3 separate regions of the Mus musculus genome follow, and all the other regions are linked to region 1. A link is a loop called in an ENCODE intact Hi-C map of the cell type or tissue named here. Cell type or tissue: left cerebral cortex. All regions are shown on one strand. Links, peaks and the distances in the headings refer to the core of each region. The heading gives the core; the rest is flanking DNA.

Region 1 (8,047 bases), core at 1,256-6,255:
AGAGAGCTAAGCTCTGACTCTCCTCTCATTCAGTTCTCAAAGAAAGAGCAGCCACAGGACTGGCTCATGGTCAGGAGGGGGCACGGACACAGAGGGCTGGCTATTGGCTTGCCCCTTGACATGGAGAGAAATGAAGATGGTCCCTTCAGTGACAAGAACTTTTATGACTTGCCTGAAATGCTCTGCTCATACCCAACCCATGCTTATGATTACCCCACTAGAATATGGATTCCAGGAACCAGGAAGAGAAGGATTTAGCAGCCAGCCTAAATAAACTAGCACAATTAGTGGAGAGAAAAACAATGAAGAAAACCTCCCCCTTGCAGAGATCAAATTCACTTCCCTTCATTACAACAGGTTCACACTACTGGCAACAAAGTATCCTCTCTGCCCATCTCAGTAATATTTTCAACAAATTCAGTTTTTAGACTTTAAACCCAGAGAATTATGTTGCTATTTTAAACTAATACAATGCCAAAGGAGACTTAAAAACTCCACAGTCTTCGGTGGCTTCTCCTAGTGAGGAGGAAACATGTTTATTACTGAAACCGATCACAATGGTAGAGTGTGAATAGAGAGGCAACAAAGTATCAAGTGGATTATGACTCCATTTTACTCTTTTCTGTTTGCAAGTTCTCTCACAGAGCTCTGAGTTTCACTATGGCATTTTCTCGCATACTTCAGTCTTATTGAGTCCCTCCCCATCCCCCTCTCCACCCTTGGTTGCCCCCCCCATCTGCTTTCTTGTCACGTCACCATGCTTGCCCCCACCAGTCCCCTCAGCTCTCTTCTTGATCTTCCTTCTAGCTTCATGACCTGCCTCCGACCTATAGATGTAAATACACAAATTAGAATCTAAGATCTACAGCTGGGGACACTATCCCAGATCTATCTTTCTGGGTTTCACTCATTTTGTTGAGCACAAGGCTTTCCCGGTCCATTGCTTTCTTCTACAAAGGCCAGTTTTCTCCACAGCTGAATACAAACCCATTGTGTATCACATTCATTTATCCATACACCTGTTGGTGGATAATCAGCATCTGTGCTGATTCCACCTTTGTCAATTGAGAGTAATGTATAAACATGGATATGGGAGTGTCTCTGAGTCTGCTGACTTACAGTCCTTCATGCATCTGTACCCATGGGTAGGAGAGCTGGGTGATATATGAGCTCTACCTCTAGCTTTTCTGAGGAAACTCTCAACACTGATTTCCACGGTGGCCACACATATTTACATTCTCACTAGCATCGAGTGAAGCCTCCCCCTCCTCTTTCTCCTCCTCCTCTTCCTCACCGGAAGCAGTTGTGGTTTATTTTCTTGATGGTAGCCATTTCTGCTTGCATTATCCTCATGTATCAATATTTTGAAGACTTTCTCAAGTATTTACTGACAATTGTTTTCCTCTTTTGAGGATTGTCTATTTGGTTCATTAACATATTCATTTGAGAGGAAGATTGGTTTTTCTGTTGTTGGAGGTTTTTTTTTTTTAAATATATATTCCAAATATTAGCCCTCTATCCATCTGATGGAATGGTTAGCAAAAACGTCTCGCCTATTCTTTAGCTATTTCTCCACTCTAGTCATTGTTTCTTTGTGCAAAGGTTCTCATTACAGGCAACCCCAGTTGTCAGTCCTGGTGTCCTGTGCTGAGTCTTCCCAGAATGTTTCTGTCTTCATCTCTGTCTCGACTTACTCTTCCTAGGTTTTCTCTAGCCATTTTAAAGTTTAATATCTTATATGAAGATTTTTGAGCCCATTGAAGTAAGTTTTTGTGCTTAATAAAAGATAAGAGTTAACTTTATTCTTCTGTATGTGTATAGTCAGGTTTCCACCTCTGTTTGCCAATGGGACCACCTTTCCCCACAATGGTTTTGAAACTTTTGTCAAAGATTAGGCAGTTGTGGCTATGGAGGGTTATTTTTTGAGTCTCTGATTTCACTGGTCCCCACGAATGTTTCCGTGCCAGTACCACAGTGTACCCACCCCAGGAAGAAAGAATAACCAAGCTTTGTTATAATTTTATGTAGCTATGCAATCAAAATGCACCGAGCAGTCTGCATTACCAACACAGATTGAACAAACACATCAAGTTGTACGCAGATACAGACAACACAGGCACTTTTTTTGTTTTGTTTTGTTTTGTTTTTTCGAGACAGGGTTTCTCTGTGTAGTCCTGGCTGTCCTGGAACTCACTCTGTAGACCAGGCTGGCCTCGAACTCAGAAATCCACCTGCCTCTGCCTCCCAAGTGCTGGGATTAAAGGTGTGCACCACCACCGCCCAACCAACACAGGCACTTATAAGGGAGGGAAAACGTAACAAAACCCAACTCTTACATCACACAGGAATACATTATTAATAGCCAGCCAATGATTTCTGAATGCCTGACTGCCGCATGCCAGATGTTTTAGGTGCCAGTGATAAAGAGATAAAGTTCCCGAACTCCTGGTTCTGGTTTCTAGAGACAACGTAAACAGGAGGACGGATGTGGGATTGGTAAACATTGCACCCAGAACAGCGGAAGCCTCTGGGAGGCCCAAGGGTGTGACCAGAGAGGGATGGACAGGGCCCAAGGGTGTGACCAGAGAGGGGTGGACAGGGCCCAAGGGTGTGACCAGAGAGGGATGGACAGGCGTCTGTCATGAGTTTTGTTTGGGCACGGCAGTGTTGGTAAGACAGTGGCACCGGCAGGTGCGTTCCAACTGTATGCAGTTTTATTTCATAACTCTGAAACGATAAATGCTGTTTCCAGTCTCACTCTCTGTAGCTCTTAGCCCCTCTGAAACACCTAATGAAAATGGATTTACTTTTGTTTCCTGGGTTTGCTTCCACAATTATCTTTTGTTCCAATAAAAACATGTTTCCCTTCTACAGACAACAGTGAGGTCAGAGGTAGATTAATGGAGGCGTTTTGGGCACAGGCTGTATTTTAGAAAGTCTATGTGCTTGGGAATGGAGTGATCCTGTCTCTGGAAGTGTGTGGGCTGCACTTAGCCTCATCTGACCATATGTGGCTCAGGTGACAGAGCAGAAACTTAGTGGCCAGTGGACTGCAGTTATCCTAGCCTGTCATAGAGTGCAGGCATGGATCGGGTTTAACAAGAAAAACAACGCTCTGGGACTTGTCAGTATGCCCACTGCTCCCACTGCTCCACTGCTCATATGGCAGGTTCTGTGACAGGCAAGCAAACATTATGAGTTAAGGTGTCATGGGCCCCTGAAAAAGATGAACCAAATACTATGTTAGGTTTTGTTTGTTTGTTTGTTTGTTTGTTTTTCTTTTGAGAAAGGGCCTCAATCTGTAGCCCAGTTTGGCCTGGAACTCACTGGCTTTGAAATGACAGAAATCTGCCTGCCTCTCCCCACTAGTGCTGGGATTAAAGGTATGCACCACCACATGGGTTAACCAAGCATGGTGGTAAGAGAAGGGCTTCCTGTAGAAGTTTGGTCCTGATGGTGCACATTAGGGCTATCCAGGATGGAGGTGATGGGGCTATAGCAGCTTCCCTATGATGGGAGGAGCCTGAAAAGTACAACTCTCCTTTATATGACTGCAAATATCTTCATATGGCTGAAGCAGTCACAGGGATGAGTTTGTAGAGCCGTGGAGGGGTCAAATTCTGATTCCTATGGCCACATTGCTACATTAAGAGATTCTGAGATCAAGGAAGGGGGGTGGTGGATTTTCAGTAGTTGACTGACATGGTTGAGTTTGCTTTCATAATAATTTTGAGTGATGAGAAGATTGGAACAGAAAGACTGGTTAGCTGTCCCAGGCAGGTGGGCAGAGAAGGGGCTCAAGCAGGGACAGCGGGACTGGAGAGAACCAGAGCCATTCCTGCATAGGAGACCTGATTACCTACCTGGCTGAATCAACGTGGGCGGAAGAGATTGGAGAGAGACTAGCAAGGCACCTTTGCTTCTGCTTGGGCAGCTGTGGAGGTGGTAATGTCATTCACAGAAATAGAGCAGACAGAAGGAAAAGCAGATTTTGTGGGGGAGGGTGGTCTGGACATGTTGAGGTGGAGAGGCACATGGGAAACTCAGCCAGTGCCATTTGGTGGATAGACACAGGCAACGGGAGCTCACTGAGGTGCTCAGGGGCGAAGCCACTGCAGCAGAGCGTCTCAGAGGAGAGCTTATGCAGCAGAGTGTGATGGGGCCGAAGTCACCATGCTGAACGTGTGTTTGAGTAGTGGATCAGTGAAGAGTTTGGCAAGGAAATGGGAACTGAGTGAGAAGAGAAGCAGCTTAGGGAGAGTCAGACCGTGGGGCTAAAACCTCAGGCCAAGGCCAGGAGCTTCGCAGTCCAGATGGACTGGGGCTCACCAAGTGCTCTCTGGACATGCACGGTGCTCCTTTTCACATCCCCCACTTCTTTGTAGCATCTGGGCTGAGTCACTCACTACATGGGCCATGAGGTAATCCCATAGGGTTAGGGTTAGGGGTTAGAGTTCGAGTTAGGGTTAGGAGTTAGGGGTCATGGTTATGGTTAGGGTTAGGAGTTAGGTGTTAAGTATTAGGGTTATGGTTAGGGGTTAGGGGTCATGGTTATGGTTAGGGTTAGGAGTTAGGTGTTAAGTGTTAGGGTTATGGTTAGGGGTAAGGTTATAATTAGGGGTTATGGGTTATGGTCATGGTTTAGGATTAGGGTTTGAGTTAGGGGTTGTGGTTAGAGTCTCTATGCTACCAAACATGGGATGAAGTCATGTTCAGTTAAAACCAGTCAGTCACTACTCAAGACTAGGCTCAATGCCTCCCAAATCCCCAGCTCTCTATGATCTCTTTGGAAGTCACCCATAAAAGACCCTAAAGGAAGAAGGCAGCTGGACTTTGGTTTAAGATACAATCAGAGCCTAGTGTGTCTCCTGCCCTAGCTCTGGACTGAGTTCTCTGGATTTGAGCTCTGGTTTGATCTCTTGAGTTCTCAGATTTGCCTCTTGTTGCCTGCCTAATTTCTTGGTGCTTCAGTTTCCACAACAGCAAAATAAGGCATAGACACAGTCACATTTCTCTCCTGTGCTTTCCTTAGGATGAAATCACCTAAAAGAAGAGAAGTAGTGAGGAGTCTAGGAATGGTAGACACTGACGAGAGAATATCAAGGATCATAGGAATGGTAGACACTGACATGAGGAGAATGTCAAGGATCAAGCAGAGGTCAGCAAAGTGTGCTTGCTGTGCAGATCTGTCTGGCTGTTGCTCAACTGAAAACAGCCTTACTGTTTTTTATTTTTGTTTTCTTTTTCTTTGTTAAGAATAGTACAGCCAGGCGATGGTGGCACATGCCTTTAATCCCAGCACTTGGGAGGCAGAGGCAGGCGGATTTCTGAGTTTGAGGCCAGTCTGGTCTACAGAGTGAGTTCCAGGACAGCCAGGGCTACATAGAGAAACAATGTCTCGAAAAAAAATAGTATATATTTAATTTCAGTTAAAAGACAAGTCATATTCTGTTTTCCTTCAGATCCTTGAGCCAAAGTAATGAAGACATGAGTCAAACACAACTTGTGTCTCTACCTTCAGTTTGACTTGGTTGGCTTACATTTTTTGAAGGGTTAAAATACATCACATGAGAACTATGTGGAGGTCAGGTTTCACTCCCCACACATATTGTTTTATTGGCTCTCTGCCTTATTCATTTACTTTTATATTGTTATGACTCTTTTCCTCTGAGTCACTGCAGTAGAGACCAGATGGCTTGCAAGGCCTAAGACATTTGTTACCTGGTTCTTTAAAAAGACAATTTGGTGAAATTTATAGTGTCAAACGCACCAAGGTCAAGAGTCATAACTAAAAAGTGTCACCTGGAACTGGCAATAGGTTTCAGGAACCTTGATTATAGCTCCTTTAGAGTGGGGAGGCAAACGTTGGTGTCTGGAACATCAGAGTTTGATTTCTGACTCTAACCCGGCAGCTGTGTGGCCCCGGGGAGTCTCTCAGCTCCATTTTCCTCAGCTGCACCTGGGGGTCGAGCAGCTTTCTGGTAAGGTTTAGCAACAACACACTGTAAATCATTGGGCATGGTACCTGCTTCAGAGCATGCGCCAGACAGCAAGTCCAGGTGCACTGTTTAATCTGCTGCCCCCACATTGCTATCCCTTGTCGCTTTGAAGGTCTGGCTTTCATCTCTTGTACGTTGCCACCTGGTGTTGTGTGTCACCTCTTTGCTGAGGTCGTCCACTTAGCTGAACACTCTCTCTAATGCTTTGCTCAGCCCCACTCCCTGGTTCTCCAGCTCCCTTAGCCCTGCTAGGTTTCTCCTTTGTTTATCACACCTGACAACCTAGAGAAATTGCTAACACAGTATCCTTCAGTTTATAATGTGTCTTCCTTGCTAGGATGTAAGCTTCTGAGAAAAGCCCCCTCATCTGCTCAGTGAGTATATATTACAAGTACCTAAACAGAGCCCGGGATGTACAACTTAAAATTTGTCCAGTGACTATATAAAGAAAGACTAGTAGAGACAGTTTTTTATATTCTTTATTGGACTGTGTTCTCTCAGTCTAAGAATTTGTCTTTTTCATGTCTATAAAATTCTCAGCCACTCTCTGCTAAAGCATGGCCTCTGCTCCATCTTCATTCTTTTCTTCTGGAATGTTCAGAATATATATGTTGGTTCATTCTATGCTCGGTGTCTACTGAGTTCTTCCTCATACTAGACAACTGCTGATTTCTGCTTTATTTTAAGGCAATTTCATCTGCTCCTTCATCTTTTTTAAGTTGTGTTCAGGAAACTTTTCAAACCATTAATGGAATTTTTATTTCAATAACAATTATATTTTTGACACAAGTGTCTTACTTTTCCTGGTGCTCCAACAATATCCAACAATGGCAACTCAAGGAAGGAAGGAAGGAAGGAAGGAAGAAAGGAAGAAAGGAAGGAAGGAAGGAAAGAAGAAAGGAAGGCTTTATCTTGGCTCACAGTTCAAGGGTTTACAGTCCACTGCCCATCAGACCTTGGAAGTCCAGGCAATGGACCACATTGCATTCACAGTAAAGATGTGGAGAGAAGGCCATGAAGGTTTGTGTTCAATTAGCTTTCTCCATTTTATGTAGACTAGGACATAAGACTGGGGAATTGGGCCATCCTTCTTCAAGGCAGGTCTTAATCAAGAATATCCCTCACAGGCACACCCAGGGTCTAGCGTAGTCTCTCATAGGTGTGGCTGGAGGCTTGTCTCCGAAATAGTCCCAGATCCCATCAAGTTGACAATCAGCTATCCCACCTGTCATATTCATTTATTTAGTCTTCCTTTCTCTTTCCACTCCTTCTGATAGCTGTTTCACCATTCCACTTTATTTCTTTATTTCTTCCCTTTGTTTCTTTGAACATTTAAAATATTCCTATGTAAGACGTTAGTGTTTACCATTATTGCTAGCTCTTGGGGATGGGAAGCCTCCGACTTGTTATTGGCTTTCTTGCCATGGCTCATTTGTTCGTGTAGTCTATACATTTTAGATGCACCCTATGAGTGGTGGCCATTGCCTTAGCTGAGTCTTTAAGGGTCAGCAAAAGCAAAGATTGCAACACTACCCCCCGCTGTCTTTCCAGGGTAGGATGGGAGGCAGTATACTGTGAGTCTTAGAAAATGAGTGCTACACTTAGACCTCTATCTATATCACCCTCTCCAAGACCCATGGGGGACATCATAGACGACAGAGCAAGAGGTGGGGGTGCTGTCAAGCACTCTTCCACTCGAGACATGGCCACGGTACCCCCGAACTCAGCAGCTGTGGTTACTTGTGAAGACTGGATGGGTCAACATCCTGTCATGGAGTAGGAGAAAGTTTACGAGGCCCTGCCCCTTCCTGAGAGTGTGTAGGCAGTTATCAATTACCAGAGGTGAGGCACTTTCTTCACCGTTGTAAGTGGTAAGTGCAAATGCTATTGTAAAGGTCCCCAACCCTTACGTGAGCAACCATAATCACACTCATTGCACCATCAAAATAAAACAACAAAGCATGAAAGTAAGAGAGGGCTAACACACTGTGTAATCAAAAGGCACGGGGGAGGTCAAGAGAAGGTGGATACGACCAAAATTCACTATG
Region 2 (8,047 bases), core at 1,702-6,701, 72 kb after region 1:
CTGAACTTGGAACCAGTGATTTAGGTAGACAAGTTGAAGCTGGCCACTAAGGCCCTGAGAGGTGCCCATCTCCTCCTCCCTAGCACTGGGGATACAGATTGGTGCTATCAGGCCTGGGTTTTGTTTGTTTTGAACATAGGTGCTTAGATCTGAATTCAGGTCCTCATGCACACATCTTCATTTCTGATGTGTCATGGTACCATTCACAGACAAAATGGTTGATATCTGATCAGATGGTCGAAGGCAAACACTTACCAGCTACAACATACGAGTTATCAGCTTAGGAAATTGCAGGGGCTGAAAGCTTAAGCCACACAGACATTTACCAGTGTTTGAGACCCAACAATCCTTGCCATTGTGAATTGACCTTATGAAAGAGTAGAGAGACGTCTGTCTCTAGTGGAAGGAAACTTGTCCATAAGCTGAAACCACACTCCCCTTCCTGAGCATTCTACCTATGACATATGCTGGTGCTCACACATCCATCTACAGCAGCACATCAAGAGTGAACCAGCCGTGTGCTGATCATCTGAAACGTCTCTGGCGCTCACACGGAAAAGAAGACTGCAGCAGTCACTGTTGCTAGGTCCTGTGATTTGGCTGAGACTTGAGTGTGTCTCTCAGATGTTCCCATGCTAGGAGTTTGGGCCTCAGTGTAGTACAATGTGGTGTGCATGTGTGCATGCACACATGTATGAATGTGTGCACGTGCGCAAGTGTCCAAGGGGCCCAGAGGTATGGATTCTCCAGATAGCTGAAGTTATAGCCAGCTGTGAGCTACCTGACTTGTGTGTTGAAAAATCTGGTCCCCTCAATTTACTCAAAGGAATGTATGGCACAGCCATATCCACTGGAAATGGCAGAAGTCCTGAAGCCAGCACAGCTGTTTGGCACAGTTCCCATAGCACTAAGCCGAATGCTGCAGTTGCTGTCCCCCTGTCTCCTACTTTTAGGTTTTGGTTTCTGTGTGCTGTGTTCTTGGTCTCTGTGTGCTGTGTTCTTGGTCTCTGTGTGCTGTGTTCTTGGTCTCTGTGTGCTGTGTTCTTGGTCTCTGTGTGCTGTGTTCTTGGTCTCTGTGTGCTGTGTTCTTGGTCTCTGTGTGCTGTGTTCTTGGTCTCTGTGTGCTGTGTTCTTGGTCTCTGTGTGCTGTGTTCTTGGTCTCTGTGTGCTGTGTTCTTGGTCTCTGTGTGTTGTGTTCTTGGTCTCTGTGTGTTGTGTTCTTGGTCTCTGTGTGCTGTGTTCTTGGTCTCTGTGTGTTGTGTTCTTGGTCTCTGTGTGTTGTGTTCTTGGTCTCTGTGTGCTGTGTTCTTGGTCTCTGTGTGTTGTGTTCTTGGTCTCTGTGTGTTGTGTTCTTGGTCTCTGTGTGTTGTGTTCTTGGTTTCTGTGTGTTGTGCTCTTGGTTTCTGTGTGTTGTGTGTGTTCTTGGGGACTTTCTGTATTATGCTTCATTTTATGTCTTTTTCCCAGAGAAAATTATGTCTGTGTCTTCTGAGGAAAGTCCTAAACTTACTATCCATTCTGCTTTTAGGGAAGTAAGTTTATCTGGCCCTCACTGGAAGTCTTCGCTTTGCCCTGGAGATCGTGGTAAGCAGGAATAAGCACTGCGACATTAGGGATTTCTTTATGAGGGCTCTGAAAACTCAAATGACGTGATTGGAACAGGGTAAATGCAGAGACAGTTGACAAACTCTGACTAGGCAGGAGGATTGGTAATAGTTTACAATACACTTGGAGCTCTCTGAAATGTTATTTAAAGACAGGGCTACAATCTGGAGGAATAGACCTCGGTAAATAAACTAGATAAATTGACTAAAATTCCTTTTCCTATTGTACAGTGCAGAAGATGAAATGCTAAAGAATTAGGTATTAGTATTTGCTATTCATAAAGGACTAGTTCAGATATTTTGTTTGTCTGGAGTGCTTTAAACTGGAAATACTGCACCTCCCTCCAAACCAGGCTATCATATAATAAATGTGTTTGCTTTGGTGGAGACATTCTTTAGATTCTTTGAAGTTATAGGGCTGATGATATAAATAAAATCTGTTTTACTTGTACTTTCTGTGACTGAACCTGTAACCCCAGACATTCAATGAAAAATCAAATGTCCAGGAACACAATGCTATAATCTGTACTTCTTGGATAACCATTACTTTGCCTTCGTTCTATGAAACCGGTATAAATAAAGAGGCAACCTGATTGCTAGTCAGTCAGAGCTGCAAGATTCCCCTGAGTACCACACACGGCTCGCCCCTCCCTCGCTGGCTCCTTATCTCCTCTTGGGTCATCCTGTGAATTCCCGGAGCTGGACTCTGGCAAATAAACATTTTAGCAAAAGACAGTTTAAAAAGTAGAGACGAAATGTAATTCTTTAGATAAGATCTCACTATGTAGCTCAGGCTGACCTTGAACTCTTGGCTATTCCACCTCAGCCTCACAGTGATGTGGTGGTTTCTGTCTGGCATGCCATTTCTGTCTTCTCCTGGATAGCCATCTTTTATACTCACTGACTCTCATCCCCATCTGTGGTGGCCACCACATCCAGATGTATTTCAGGGTTCAAGACAACGAGGCAAAGGTCATGCAGAGTGCATAAGCTTTGTTCCTGGCACAGAATCTCAAGTTGGCAGCAATTTAGACTTGAACATTGTGCGTTAGAACAATCTCTTCATTTAATAATATAAAGTGGACTTTCATTGTGGATATGTTTTTTCTGATGACCAGCAAAATAGCTTTCTAGTGTGCTTGTTACCAATTTTCATTTCTACTTTGAAAGGACTCTTATTGACTTGATTTGAATAAATTTCCCACTGAAGCTACTTAGAAAATTAAAGGTTACATGATTCATAATTTAGTTATTCAATTAAATTTTTAATCCATTTTTTTTTTTTAGTGCTGGCAATAGAACCCAGGGCCTTGTGCAGACTAGGCCAGGGCTCTGCCCAAGCTGTCCTCACTGATGTCTTATGCATAGGCTAAAGAAACACGAGCTTAAGGAAGGTCTAGATTGGTGTGGTGGTGTTTTTGTGACAACCTGCATGATGTTCTGGGTCATTTTATGTACTTGGAGAACAACAATAATTGAAGTATTATGATGTTCTGTTCATGTTTGTCAAGCCACATCGTGAAAAGAAAACCCAGAAGAATGCAAAGGAATTTTTAAAAAGCTAAACACTGTGTTCTCAGAAGTGAATTATCTGAAAACTAAAAGTACTATATATATTTATAAAGGATGAATAGCAGAGATTTCAATCATTATCTTTTGTTACAATAATTCACAGCAGTAATGATGATGGCACCCCATCCTCCTCTATTGCCCTATTCTTTTTAAATGTTTTGAGATAGATTCCTATTAGAACCCCTTTCTAGAAAGGAGGACTCTGAGGTACAGAGTGATTAAGTAATTTGCCCAAGACCCTGCAAAGGAGCTTGGGATTCTATATAGTCTGAGTTAAAAGCCCTAGTGGTATGTCCATGGATGGTACCCAGTGTTTTGTTTGCTCTTGGGAGAAACCTTCATGTTGATCTCTGCATCATAGTGTTGGGGAAACACATCTTTCTCATCCTGCTATAGATAAATGATGGGAACTGGGTTTGACCTGGATCCTGCTGGGACCATCCTTCTCCTACCACACGGCCACCAAGCAAAGACACAAGAGCCAATTCTGGCCCAAGAAATTCTAAGACAGGAGCCTGGGAGAGTCTGTGCTGAGAAAAATGTAGGGAAATGAGCAACAGCGAGCAGGATCCACGAAGGAGAAGCGGAGTGGAAAAGGTTATCCACCGAGACGTGAAGCTGACCCTTCATGGGGGGTCTGCATGTCAGCAGATGTCAGAGGACCAGGCTAGAAGGATGTGGGCTTGCACAGTGAGGCCTTCTTAATCTTCTTGGCCCTTCTTCATGGCTTTTTCCTAGCTTGTTTTAAGTTAAATTAACTTAAAACAACTTTTAACTTAAATTAAGTGGCTGCCTGCTTCCTTCCCAGACCATCCTTCCTATGACCATTTCTAGCGAACTATAGATTCTAAAGGGCAGAAAGCTTACCTTGTTCATTTTTGGCCCCGCCCATGAGGATGGCATCTATGTGTTGAACTGATGGTTGGATTAGCCTTAGACTTTTAGATACAGCTGCTGAGACTCACTCACAGTAAGCCTTTTTTTCTTAAGTGGATCTCTTGAACTGAAGCACCCCGAGTTTTGTTCTTCCTAAAAGAAAGCCAGCACTGCTGACATGGTGACATACGCCTGGAATCCTACCCTTGGGACTCTATGAGTTCTAGGCTAGCCTGGGTGACATAGCAAGACCTTGCCAACAAAACAAAACAATACAAAACCGAAACAACCAACCAAACAAATCCCAAACAAGTATGATATGAAGACGTCAACGTGTTTAGGAACCCCAAACCCTCTTCAGCTCCACTTACCCCTCACTCTGCCTGACATTCTTTCTTTCTTTCCCAGTCAGACATCTTGAGTTTTCCACACTTCCCACCAACTCTCCTTTTTCACCACCCACGTGTCTGCCCACTCCAATCTGTCTTCTATGTCTGTCTATCCACCAAACAAGAAATGGACCACAAGATTCACGAGCTTCCCTACAAGTGTGGAAAGGAACAGGCTTTTTGCAGTTTGCATCTTCCTCATTTCTCAAACAAGCAGCCCTCAGTACTTGGCTCTATTCTCAGACCCCTTAAGTCTCCTATTCTCTCCCCTTGGCTTTCTCCTTCTGACTCATTTCCTTTGCCAGCCCCGAGACTCTGCTCTTACTTAGAACCTCTCCAGGCAAGTTCATTCAGCTGAGATCTGTCTCCAAGGACAACAGTCTTTTTGCATTAGCGAATGAGCAAATAACCCAGACCCTTCCAGAAGGAATCTACTCCTCCTGATTCTGCTCATGGCTTTTCTGACCCTCTTCTTGTGCTATAAACACTCCTAACATCTAAACTCTGATAAACCCAACCTGGCATCATTACCAAAGTATCCATGATCCTCAGCTTGCCTAAGATCCGTGCATCCGTGGCAGGTCCTGCCTCTGACAAACTTTCTCAGCTTTGGTAAATATTGATGTGGTTAATTCCTGGCAGGTTTCACAGAGGGCGAAGGATACTGACACTGTATCTGGCCGTTTGACTTACACTGAGAGACAATAAACAATGGGCGTTGACGCTGTCGAGTGATCTGGCCAGAGGCTTGCTGAGAGTCCGAGAAGCTCAGAGAACAGTTCACTGCTTTCCTGTAGCTGTCCAGTTACTGAGTTTGGCTTCTTTGGACCAAATTCTCTCATTTTTTATTCTTTTCAACTGGCTGACTTACTATTTTTATTTTTTATCTTTACCATATGCAGTTTTAAAGCATTTTTTATTTATTTTCTTTACATTACCAATATCATATGTTGGACTAGAAAATTTTGCACAGTATGATAAAAAAATTTTTTTTCTTTTGAGACATGGTCTCACTATGTAGCTTTGGCTGGCATTGGAACTGGCTCTGTGGACCACACTGGCCTAGAATTCACAAAGATCCTCCTGCCTCTACCTCCCGAATGCTGGATTTAAAGGTGTGTCCTACTATGCCTGACTTTAAAAACTCATTCTTTTTTTTTATTAGCAGACAGAATATTTTTTATTATATATTTTCTTTATTTACATTTCAAATGCTATTCCCTTTCCTAGTTTCCCCTCTGAAGATCCCTATCCCTTCCACCCTCCCCCTGTTCCGAACCCACTCACTCCCATTCCTGGTCCTGGCATTCCCCTATACTGGGGCATAGAGTCTTCACAGGACCAAGGGCCTCTCCTCACATTGATGACCGACTTGACCATTCTCTGCGACAAATATAGCTAGAGCCACAAATTCCATCATGTGTTTTCTTTGATTGGTGGTATAGTTCCAAGGCGCTCTGAGGGTACTGGTTAGTTAGATGTTCCAACTTGTAATAAGGACACATGCTCCACTATGTTCATTGCAGCCTTATTTATAATAGCCAGAAGCTGGAAAGAACCCAGATGTCCCCCAACAGAAAAATGGATACAGAAAATGTGGTACATTTACACAATGGAGTACTACTCAGCTATTAAAAACAATGAATTTATGAAATTCTTAGGCAAATGGATGGATCATCATCCTGAGTGAGGACATCATCCTGAGTGAGGTAACCCTATCACAAAAGAATACATGATATACACTCACTGATAAGTGAATATTAGCCCAGAAACTTAGAATACCCAAGATACAATTTGCAGAACACATGAAACTCAAGAAGAAGGAAGACCAAAGTGTGGATACTTTGTTCCTTCTTAGAATGAGGAACAAAATATCCATGGAAGGAGTTACAGAGACAAAGTTCGGAGCAGAGCCTAAAAACTCATTCTTAATTCCACTTTCTAGATGTGTGAGTATAAGGCCTTTCCATAGTGATAAGTTAATTATACAAAAATACTCCTCACACAAAAGAACACATCTTTATATGACCTAAATTATTAAAACCTGAAGGGCATCTTTGATGGTTCAATTCTTCTTTTAAGCTTGGGAAGTTTGTGTGTGTGTGTGTGTGTGTGTGTGTGTGTGTGTGTGTGTGCAGAATGGAGTCTTGCTCTTATTTTTGTATTTCCATGAGTGAAAACAGTGGTTTTTCTTAAGCCAATCATTGTAAGCTATTAGAGCTTTCAAAAATACGTCTATTCATTTTCCTCTCTCTTTTTTCTTTTTTCTTTTGCTAGGATCAGGAGATTCCACTAGCAAATCACATTACTCTGGTCGACATTATAATTGTGTCTGAGGTAAGGAAACACAGTTCTTTGAAGCATGACTCACTGTAAAGTGGAAAGGGATTCGAGATCCGTGAACTCTCCAAGTAATTAAGCAAAATTCTACCTGCAGTCAAAGTGGCGCACCTTTGAGCTTCCCTTGTGTCTTAGCATCAGCTCTGGCTGGAAACTTGCTGGGCTCAGAACTTGTCTCGGGCATTCTCTGGATCTCCAGAGTGACTGCCAGAGGGCAGGGTGATATAATTGTTAATAAATATGGGCTTTTCAACTCCCCATGATATGAGGATCAGAGCCAACAGGATCTTCATTTGTGTGCTCTTTAAGAGGCGGACAACAGAATCAGCTTTCATAATGTGGCTTACACAGACGTTGTGAAGTCGAAATCTGGAGTCTTTACTGAAGAGGCTGCTAAGGGGAAAATAAGTTACCCCACTGAGACTTTGTAGGCATAATCATGATAAAATTTGAGGATAAAAATACTGAAAACAAAGAACAATATGAACAATTATATTATCAAAATATAAGAGAAACGCAGCATGAAAAATGTTAAAGCGGTTATTTCTGGATTCTAGACTCAGAGTTCTTTTTAAATTTAATTTAATTTTCTTTTTTTTACTTTCTTCTTATTAATCTGAATTCTTCTTTCACAACATCCACTATGGTGGTTTGAATGAAACTAGTCCCAATATACTACTGATTGCTTCTTGTTTGGTAGAACTATTTGGGGAGGACTGGGGTGTGTGGCATTATTGGAGAAGGTGTGTTACAGTGGCTTTGAGATTTTGAAAGTCTATGCCATTTCTAGTTAGTTATTTTCCTCTCTGCTTTGTGGTTGGTTCTCAAGATGTGAATTTTCAGAACTCACCATACCTGCTTACCTGCTGCCATGTTCCCCACCAAACTGTAGACCCCAAATAAACACTTGCTTTTATAAGTATATATCTATGTATCTATGAAACTATGTATCTATGTATCTATCTATGTATCTATCTATGTATCTATGTATCTATCTATGTATCTATCTATTTATCTATCTATGTATCTATGTATCCATCTATCTATCTATCTATCTATCTATCTATCTATCTATCTATCTATCTATCTATCTACCTAATATATGACTTTGGTCATATGATGTCTTTTCATTGCAATAGAAAAGTAACTAAGACACCCAGCACATCTGAGTATACACACACACACACACACACACACACACGTAAATATTATTTATGTTAAAAAGGATGATAAATATTTCACATAAGACAAATAAAAAACAGAAGT
Region 3 (8,047 bases), core at 1,702-6,701, 60 kb after region 1:
GCTTGTTGTTCACGATTACTTTTTTTTTTTTTTTTTTTTTTGCTAAATTTATTATTAGTTTATTTATTTATTTATTTATTTATTTATTTATTTATTTATTTTTCTACTTAAATCTACAATCTCCTATCTCATGTCTGCCATTCCTTTCTGGGCCTCAGTCACACAGATATTAGGACATCTGGGATGTTTATTTACCCCGCCCCCCATGTGCTCCAGGCTAATCAATCTCCATTGACCCTCAGTGGATTTCTTTGCTTCCTTCTGTGGGTATGTGGCTGGAGAGCCCAGTTGGCATTGTCGGTCTTTGTCTTACTGAGTCTCTGTAAGTTTCTGTTGTTCTCTCTCTCTCTCTCTCTCTCTCTCTCTCTCTCTCTCTCTCTCTCCAGACTTACCCATCTGAACTTGGTTGTCCACCATGAGAATCCTGAGTACGGGTGTGAGCTGGGGGTGCTGTTCTTGCAAACGCTGTCTAGTTCTGGTGACTTCCCTGTCCATTGGGAGTATGCCTTTCCCTGTCATGTAGCATGTATGGCCCATGATATTTGTAGGAAGCCAGACACGGCAGAGAGCAGGGGCTGAGGTGAATTGTCGTTACATTTGGAACAAGCTTGCTTGCCCTGTGCCTCAGGCTTCTGTAGTGTGTGAGGCCGGATTTGAGCGATTGGCTTCTACAGTGACCTGCAGGGCTCTGAGATGTCAGACTCCTCTAGGGACATCTGATGTATTTGGGGGTGGCTCTCTGGGGAGTTTTCCTGAACTTGAGGCCTTTGTTTTGTGCTGTGCATCAGAATCTGTCCCTGTATCTGTGAAAGTGTCCTGCCAGCTTCCCTCAGTCCTCTGTACTGAAATCTTGGTCATGCCCCACAAGAAGACAGTTACTGCTGTAGTAGCCATCCAGAGGCCTCCCCTCCCCTGGACACTCATAGCTGACCCCACCCCCATGCAAGCTCACAGCTTGCCTCTCCAAGTCAGTCAGCTCTCCTAGAAGGGAGCTCCTTCCCCTTGCCTCTCTCTGCCCAGCAAACCTCTTCCTGGCCAATCCTCATCTTCTGCCAGACGTCTGACTAAGCTGGCTCCCTTGGAACCCCAATTTCCCACTGGATCTAAGGAAAGGTGCAACTGTGCAGCTCCTCTGCCTGTTTCTGTTATTTTTCTAAGGGTGGGAGTGAGGTTTTTTCCCAGAACTCTGCATTCTGAGCAGACGCAGGAAGCTTCTGTCGTCTTTGAAGATACCATTCATAATATCCTTGTTACAGGACCCTTCTTCAGGCCAGTCCCCAACACAACTTGCCTTCATTCACCATGTCACTTGGTCACTTGTACTTCTGTTCTATTCCCTGAGTACTGCATGGCACACCTTCTCCTGGGCCTTCATTTCATTGAACGCTTATGCACCAGGAGAGACAAATCAAATGGATTGCCAAAACGATTGTCACAGAACTGGGGCACATATACAAAGACGTGTCTGAAATGGGCACTACAGGGTGGGGTGAGGACTGGGAGGTGGGACACCGTCATTTTTCAGGGTTACAGATGCAATGGCTGCGTTTTGTTTCTTTGTCTGAGGGTGAGCATGTGAAGGGAGCGTTGTCATTATTACTATGAAAATTATGTAGATCTTTTTGTCCAGCCTGCTTCATAATCAGAACCTTACATGGACACTGTCCGAGACCACCCACACAGAAGGGAGGGGAGAAACTGAATGTCAGTCAAATGAGTATTGTAGAAATGCCATAGATTTTACTGGTTAGAATGTTGTGTAGCAAACGGTTTAGACAGATAATTGATACATCCTGGACAACCAAGTTAAAGAGCTTAACGGGGTGGCCTGGTGAGGCAGATCACCTTGACGGTAAGAGTACACATAAAAGGTATGAATAAAACAATCTCATGGTGCCTAGAAGAACATTCTTAATGAAACGGCATGGTATTTTCAGGTTGCCATAGGAACACAAAGCTCGGGGGGAGGGGGGAGCTCCTCAAGATCGTGACATTCGTGTTAAACCTGAGAGAGTGAATAGGCGGCCTCCAAAGGCAGAAACACTCAGACAAGTATCTCTATAAACGCACAAAAGAACGAGACGGTTACCCACGGAGGGAACCTCTGAGCTCTCAGCAAAGTCGGAAGGAAACGTGACACAGGAAGGTTCATACTGAAAACCCCGTTATTCAAGACACAGCAAGGGAGCCCTGCCGACTGTGAGCGGCAGAACAAAGGCAGGAGTGTAGCATCAGCCATGAAGTGTGAGGCAGTGCATGGGAGAGAACCGGCTAAGAGGGGTTTTGGGGAGCAGCGACTGTTGCATTAATATCAGCAGAGGCACAGTTGTGGCTATGGCACGATGGGGTGACAATGGGGTTGAAGAAGAGGAGCCAACGTGAAGAGACACCTCAGAGTAGGGATATTGAGACCTTGGCTGTTGACTGGACACAGGAAGCAGAGAGTGAGAGAGGCAGCATGTGGTCAGTGGGGCTTGGCACCGACGTCTCAGGAGATGGCGCTCACAGTTATTGAAGGAAGAGGTGTAGGGAGGGCTGTAGGGCTGAGCAGACGTTATAGCATAGTCTGGGCAGGCTTGCTGACCTGACCTCCATGATGAGTAGAGAGAACTGTCCCATTGGGAGTCTGGCACATGGCTTTGGTGCCGACTTGAGACTGCAAAACAAACAGGAGGAGAGGGGAGTCTAGAAGGGATCAGGAAGGACGGCCTGAAGTCTGAGATGGAGACAGGATATGCTTCATACCTGTGGAGACGTGACTGCCACCTCACTTGAAGAACTCAAGTGGAGGGATGTGAACCATCGCTTCTGGTTTACTACAGTGCAGTGCCATTTATTGGTGTCGTTTACCCAAAGCAGCCTTTTTGTTATCCTGCCTTCCCTCTCCCTTCTACCTTTGCTGACAGTGTTCAGCCTTCCTGGTAAATATAACATCAAAAAGCCAACAGTTCCCTTCGGAAATCAGAGAGAACGGGGGATCAAAGAGGAGAGTTCTAGCACCAGCCATTGAGACAGCAGTCACAGGTGAGGAGAGACGGGTTTGAAGAAAAGCATCCTGGCATGTATGAAGTCTTTGCTTTCTTAGCTCACGTTTGTATCCGCTGGAGATTTAGTAGCCCCCTTTCCACAGGGCCAGTGAGAGAACACCACGAGTCTCCAGTGGGCGCGAGGGAGGGATGTAGCCTAAACCACGTCACTGTAGACTTTAAATAAGGCATGCTTGCTCCATAGTCACCATTCAGTACTTGGAGCTGCGAGTGGTATAGACCCATGGTGCCCTTCTTTGTGTTCTCACATGGTTCCAGGAGCCACAAATGCTCACCGCAGGGGCATGATTTGGCTGCTGGGTTTTTGATACAGAAACATTAAACATTAAAAAAACAAATCAGGAAACCGCTAAACTCTTGATCATTTACAATACACTTCCACTGTCATTCTCTTATTGAGCATCCCAGCAGCCCACTGACGTAAATATTAACACAGTTTGTTGATTTACAGAGATGGCCCAGCAGGGGTTCTGACGGTCAGCCATACTTGGAGAGGCAATCCTGTCTTCCTGAACTCAAACCATCATTTCTCCCCTGCACCACACCATTTTCCACATGGGGCCACTTCAAGTCTCTGATTCTCCTAGCCTCTCTGAAGAGTTGTATTCTGTGATGCCGACACTGACAGAAGCCACCTGTGCAGCTAAAAGAAGATCCAGAGCGTCACTGTTTTCCAATCTACTGCTGGCTGCACTGCGTATGGCTCTCAGACCCAAGCTGGGAAGCAGAGGAACTGAAAATAGGCTTGTCAGGGTATCCGTAAACATAAAATGTAAAAAAGAAAACACCTTTCCACACTTCCCAACCACATGAGGGGTGTGGGTGCCGTGTGAACTCCCCAGGGGATGGTGGTGAGCTGTGGTCACCTCCCACTTGCTCCAGTATTAGCTCTTTCAGGTCTGGGTGTCAGATCTGCACTCATGCTGGCACCCCTTCTGACGTCATTAAGAGGCTGCAAAAGCCCACATGGCTTGCCTGCCTTCATACGGCCGCTGGCCATGCTGCTGATCCAGCTGGGCATCAGGACTCTGGTGTGGGCACCAGGGAAAGGACCCTGGCGTCTCTGCTTCAGGTCAGTGCTCTGAACAATGCTATGGCATCCTAAGGCATCAGGGACATAAGGTTGAACCAGAGCCCCCCTGCCCTTCAGGTGAGTAAGATGGCTCTGTATCGAACATCCTCCGTTTCCTCATCTGCTGTGTGAGGCGAGAGTCACCAAACCTTCCAGACCAGTGTTACGGAGAAAACGGAAATTAAATCAGGAGTTGCTGCGCTCAGAATAAATAACTAACCTTGTTAGCGGGAACTATATAAAGGCTGGGTCAACAGGGAGAGTAATTTTAAGTGCCAAACAGTGCACTTATCAACAACATAATTAAACTTAGTAAAAATAATGCACTCACAAATTTTTCTAGCCTGCTAAGTGCTCACTTCTCAAATAAACCTTTACTTACCAAAGTGAGAGGAAAGACTGCTCCCAAGCATAGCAAACATTAGGAGGGGCTGGAGAGATGGCTCAGTGGTTAAGAACACTGGCTGCTCTTCCAGAGGACCTGAGTTCTGTTGCCAGCCCTCATGTCTGGGTTCACAACCATCTGGAACTCCAGCTCCAGGGCATCTGACACCCCCACCTCCAGTGGTGCCTGCACTGGCCTGCACACCCCCACATGCACCCACAGAGGTACACACCTACACATAATTAAAAATAATACGAATAATTTTAAAAGGAATATTTGGGGAAGAAACTGCTCTACTTAGCTTGTGTATTTCTTAGTTTAAACAATGAATTACCTCAACGGGCATATGATAAGTGGGCTGAAAATGTGATAGCGACCTTCAACCTAAGAGGGAAGTCTCATCCGGGAAGCCTGCGTGATAACTGCTCATGACTCGATGGGTCACTTTCCTCTCAGGCACAGTAAAAGATAGAATGAAGCAAGACCCAAGGGCGCTTTGCTTGGCTGAGAACAGAACAGGGACCTGTCCACAGATGAGCTGCCAGCAGCTTTTTCTGGAGTGGTTTTGGGGTTTAAAAGTGATTTATATTCCTACTTTGAATAATGGTATGAGAGAATGTGGGCAAAAAATGAGGCTAAAACTAAATGTTGTATCTATGGCACATGCACAGATAAACTAACCAGGACACCAACATGATTTCAGATGTGTATTCCCTGCCTCTCAGCTGGGATCCATTCAATTGGGAAAAATGCTGTCTTAAGTGGGACTCTCAAAAACAACGTATTTACCCCAATATACTATGTGTCTTGTGGACCAAAAGGCATTCATAAAGCTGCAGGGGGTGAGTCTTCATGTTAGAATAATTTCTGATTTTTTTTTTTTTATAATACTGTTATAGGGCCATGTTTAGAAATTTGTTTGTTGATTTTTTTTTTTTAAAAATACAGAATACTTTCAGCTCAAAATCATTGACAACTTTGGAACATGTAATTAAATTGTGAATTAATCCGCTATGACAGTTCCATGGCGTCCTGGCACAGAAAAACACTCAGTCAGGAGTTTGCTCATACATTCTGTGCCAGTGTGTGTTACGCAAGGGATCTGTACTGGCTGGTTTGTGTCAACTTGACATAGCTGGAGTCATAACAGAGAAAGGAGCTTCAGTTGAGGAAATGCCTCCATGAGATCCAACTGTAAGGCATTTTCTCAATTAGTGATCAAGGGGGAAAGGCCCCTTGGGTGGGACCATCTCTGGGCTGGTAGTCTTGGTTCTATAAGAGAGCAGGCTGAGCAAGCCAGTAAAGAACATCCCTCCATGGCCTCTGCATCAGCTCCTGCTCCCTGACCTGCTTGAGTTCCAGTCCTGACTTCCTTGGTGATGAACAGCAATGTGGAAGTGTAAGCTGAATAAACCCTTTCCTCCCCAACTTGCTTCTTGGTCATGATGTTTGTGCAGGAATAGAAACCCTGACTAAGACAGGATCCCAATGGAGGATGGGGAAGTCACTCCTCAGGGTCTGGTCAGCCCCACCCCTTGCAAAACGCTCTTCTGTTGAATGAAGAGCTACCTTGAATGGCCTCTAGGACCACAATCATCTCTGAGCTCTGTGTCTGTGCTGAAATGTGCTCATAGTCAACTCAACTGCCTCTTCGGTCACCTGGCACACACATCCTTGGGCCTGTCTGGGAGCGTGTTTCCAGAGAGGTTTAACAGATATGTATGGCCCCAGCCCATAGGGTGTGGTCCAAACTGAATACAAAGGGACACAGGAGGAAGGTAACTGGGTGCTGCTGGTAAATTCTTCTCAGTTCCTGATCTCCTCAGCTGTGAGCAGGCAGTCTCCTGCCTCCTTAGATAGGAGCTAGTCCTGCTGTCATATAGACTATGTCCCCTAAAATGAACCCTTCTTCTCTTAGTGGTATTTGGTCACAACAATGAGAAAGGAACCAACATATATAATTGAAACACATCTTTAAACTGCAGTGCCCTTCTGGCGGGGTGCAGCAGTGGGCGCTTCCTACGCTCTTGGTGGGACTATAGATTGACAGGCTTTCCCACAAAAGTCATGTTGCTGTATGTTTCAAGAATCTAAAGAATTATGAATTTAATTTTTAAAAAATAGCTCTGAAAGAGAAAGTTGTGATACAGATAATCAAAGATTCTTGTCATATAAATCTCAGAGATTTAAGCATCAAAGAATAAAAGAATGGCCAAGCAAACTAGATAGATCCCCTACAACAGATGACAAGGCTGCTGCTGAGTCAGCATTTCTACACACACACACACACACACACACACACACACACACACACACACACACACCAAATCAGTCAATGTTCATGCTAAGACTCCAAGAACAGAAACTGGACACTCAATTATAATCAGAAAAAAAAAGTTTAGCTGGTATGTGCCCCACTCTACAGTATTTCTATTTTATTTGGAAAGAAAAAAATGTTTGGAAATTGTAGGTAAAGATTTTGATCTAGGACTGGAGAAATGGCTGAGTGGCCGAGTGTTTGCTTTGAAAGCTTGAGGACTAGGGTTTGAATCCCAGCACCTCCATAACAAGCTGGGTATCCCATGCTTGGGTGTACCTCAGCTTCAAGAGAGCATGTGGAGACAACAGGGATGATGGCAGCTCGCTGGCTCCAGCCTCGCTGAGAAACATGAGCCCAGGTTCAGGGAGAGAGCCTGCCTCAGAGGATGAGGAGAGCCTGCCTCAGAGGATGAGGAGAGCCTGCCTCAGAGGATGAGGAGAGCCTGCCTCAGAGGATGAGGAGAGCCTGCCTCAGAGGATGAGGAGAGCCTGCCTCAGAGAATGAGGAGAGCCTGCCTCAGAGGATGAGGAGAGCCTGCCTCAAAGGATGAGGAGACCCTGCTTTAGAGGATGACAAGGACAGTAATGGAGGAGGATGTTCAGTGCCTCTTCTGTCCTGCATGTGTGCACACAGGCATGCATACCTGTGTGTGTGTGTGCGCGCGCACACCATGCATACACACCACACATACCACATACACGCACACCACAATACGTCTCTAAAGACTTTGATATAGTAACATTCAAGTGTCAGAAGACCTCACCAAGCCTCTTTACTCTATGTTACTTTTTTGGATAAGTAACTTAAGGCCTTATTTCTTTATTAAAAGTGACTTGATAGATTTTCCTGGTCCGCCTGGGGACAGGGTTTAGAGACTCATTGCAAAGCCTTGGTATTTGACATCAGTTAAGCCAACTGTATCAGGAAAGACTCAAAATCAAACAAAATGTCAAACAGATTCTAACACAGTCTATTTGTTTCAGAAAATTAAACAAAGATTTAACCACAGTCTGTTTCAGAATATTATACAAAGATTTAGCCACACTCTATTGGTTAAAATAACTTTAAAAAGTCTCTCAAAACATTGAAATTTCACAATAATTTCTTCCCATAGAAATTATAAGGACAGCATGTGGGAAGTCTTGGGATGCCTAAATTCCAGTGTGTGAGTCTTCAGCAAAGGGGCAGCCGTGATTAGGTTACACTCAAATTTTCCTGCCTGT

The links. A loop is a pair of places that touch in the nucleus more often than their neighbours do. Peaks named below come from ENCODE experiments on the same cell type or tissue, not always from the same donor. Only the 100,000 strongest peaks of a DNase experiment are listed, where the experiment ranks them.
Region 2: a loop joins it to region 1, with 7 times the contacts of the local background. A loop is called at or near these places in 3 of 42 quality-filtered maps.
Region 3: a loop joins it to region 1, with 1.8 times the contacts of the local background. A loop is called at or near these places in 3 of 42 quality-filtered maps.

Annotation. Positions count from the first base shown.
Region 1 is chr3:152,517,215-152,525,261 of GRCm38, forward strand. The region is part of intron 8 of Ak5 (adenylate kinase 5); the gene reads right to left. Among named protein-coding and RNA genes, the nearest start is that of 3110067G11Rik, 32 kb to the left of the region's middle. In left cerebral cortex, for the core only: no CTCF peak of the experiment used is centred there; a DNase peak (open chromatin) is centred at 3,980; H3K27ac peaks cover 651 bases.
Region 2 is chr3:152,588,410-152,596,456 of GRCm38, forward strand. The region is part of intron 6 of Ak5 (adenylate kinase 5); the gene reads right to left. Among named protein-coding and RNA genes, the nearest start is that of AI115009, 74 kb to the right of the region's middle. In left cerebral cortex, for the core only: no CTCF peak of the experiment used is centred there; a DNase peak (open chromatin) is centred at 4,551; H3K27ac peaks cover 1,157 bases.
Region 3 is chr3:152,576,478-152,584,524 of GRCm38, forward strand. All of the region lies in intron 6 of Ak5 (adenylate kinase 5), which reads right to left. Among named protein-coding and RNA genes, the nearest start is that of AI115009, 86 kb to the right of the region's middle. In left cerebral cortex, for the core only: no CTCF peak of the experiment used is centred there; DNase peaks (open chromatin) are centred at 1,979 and 3,865; H3K27ac peaks cover 868 bases.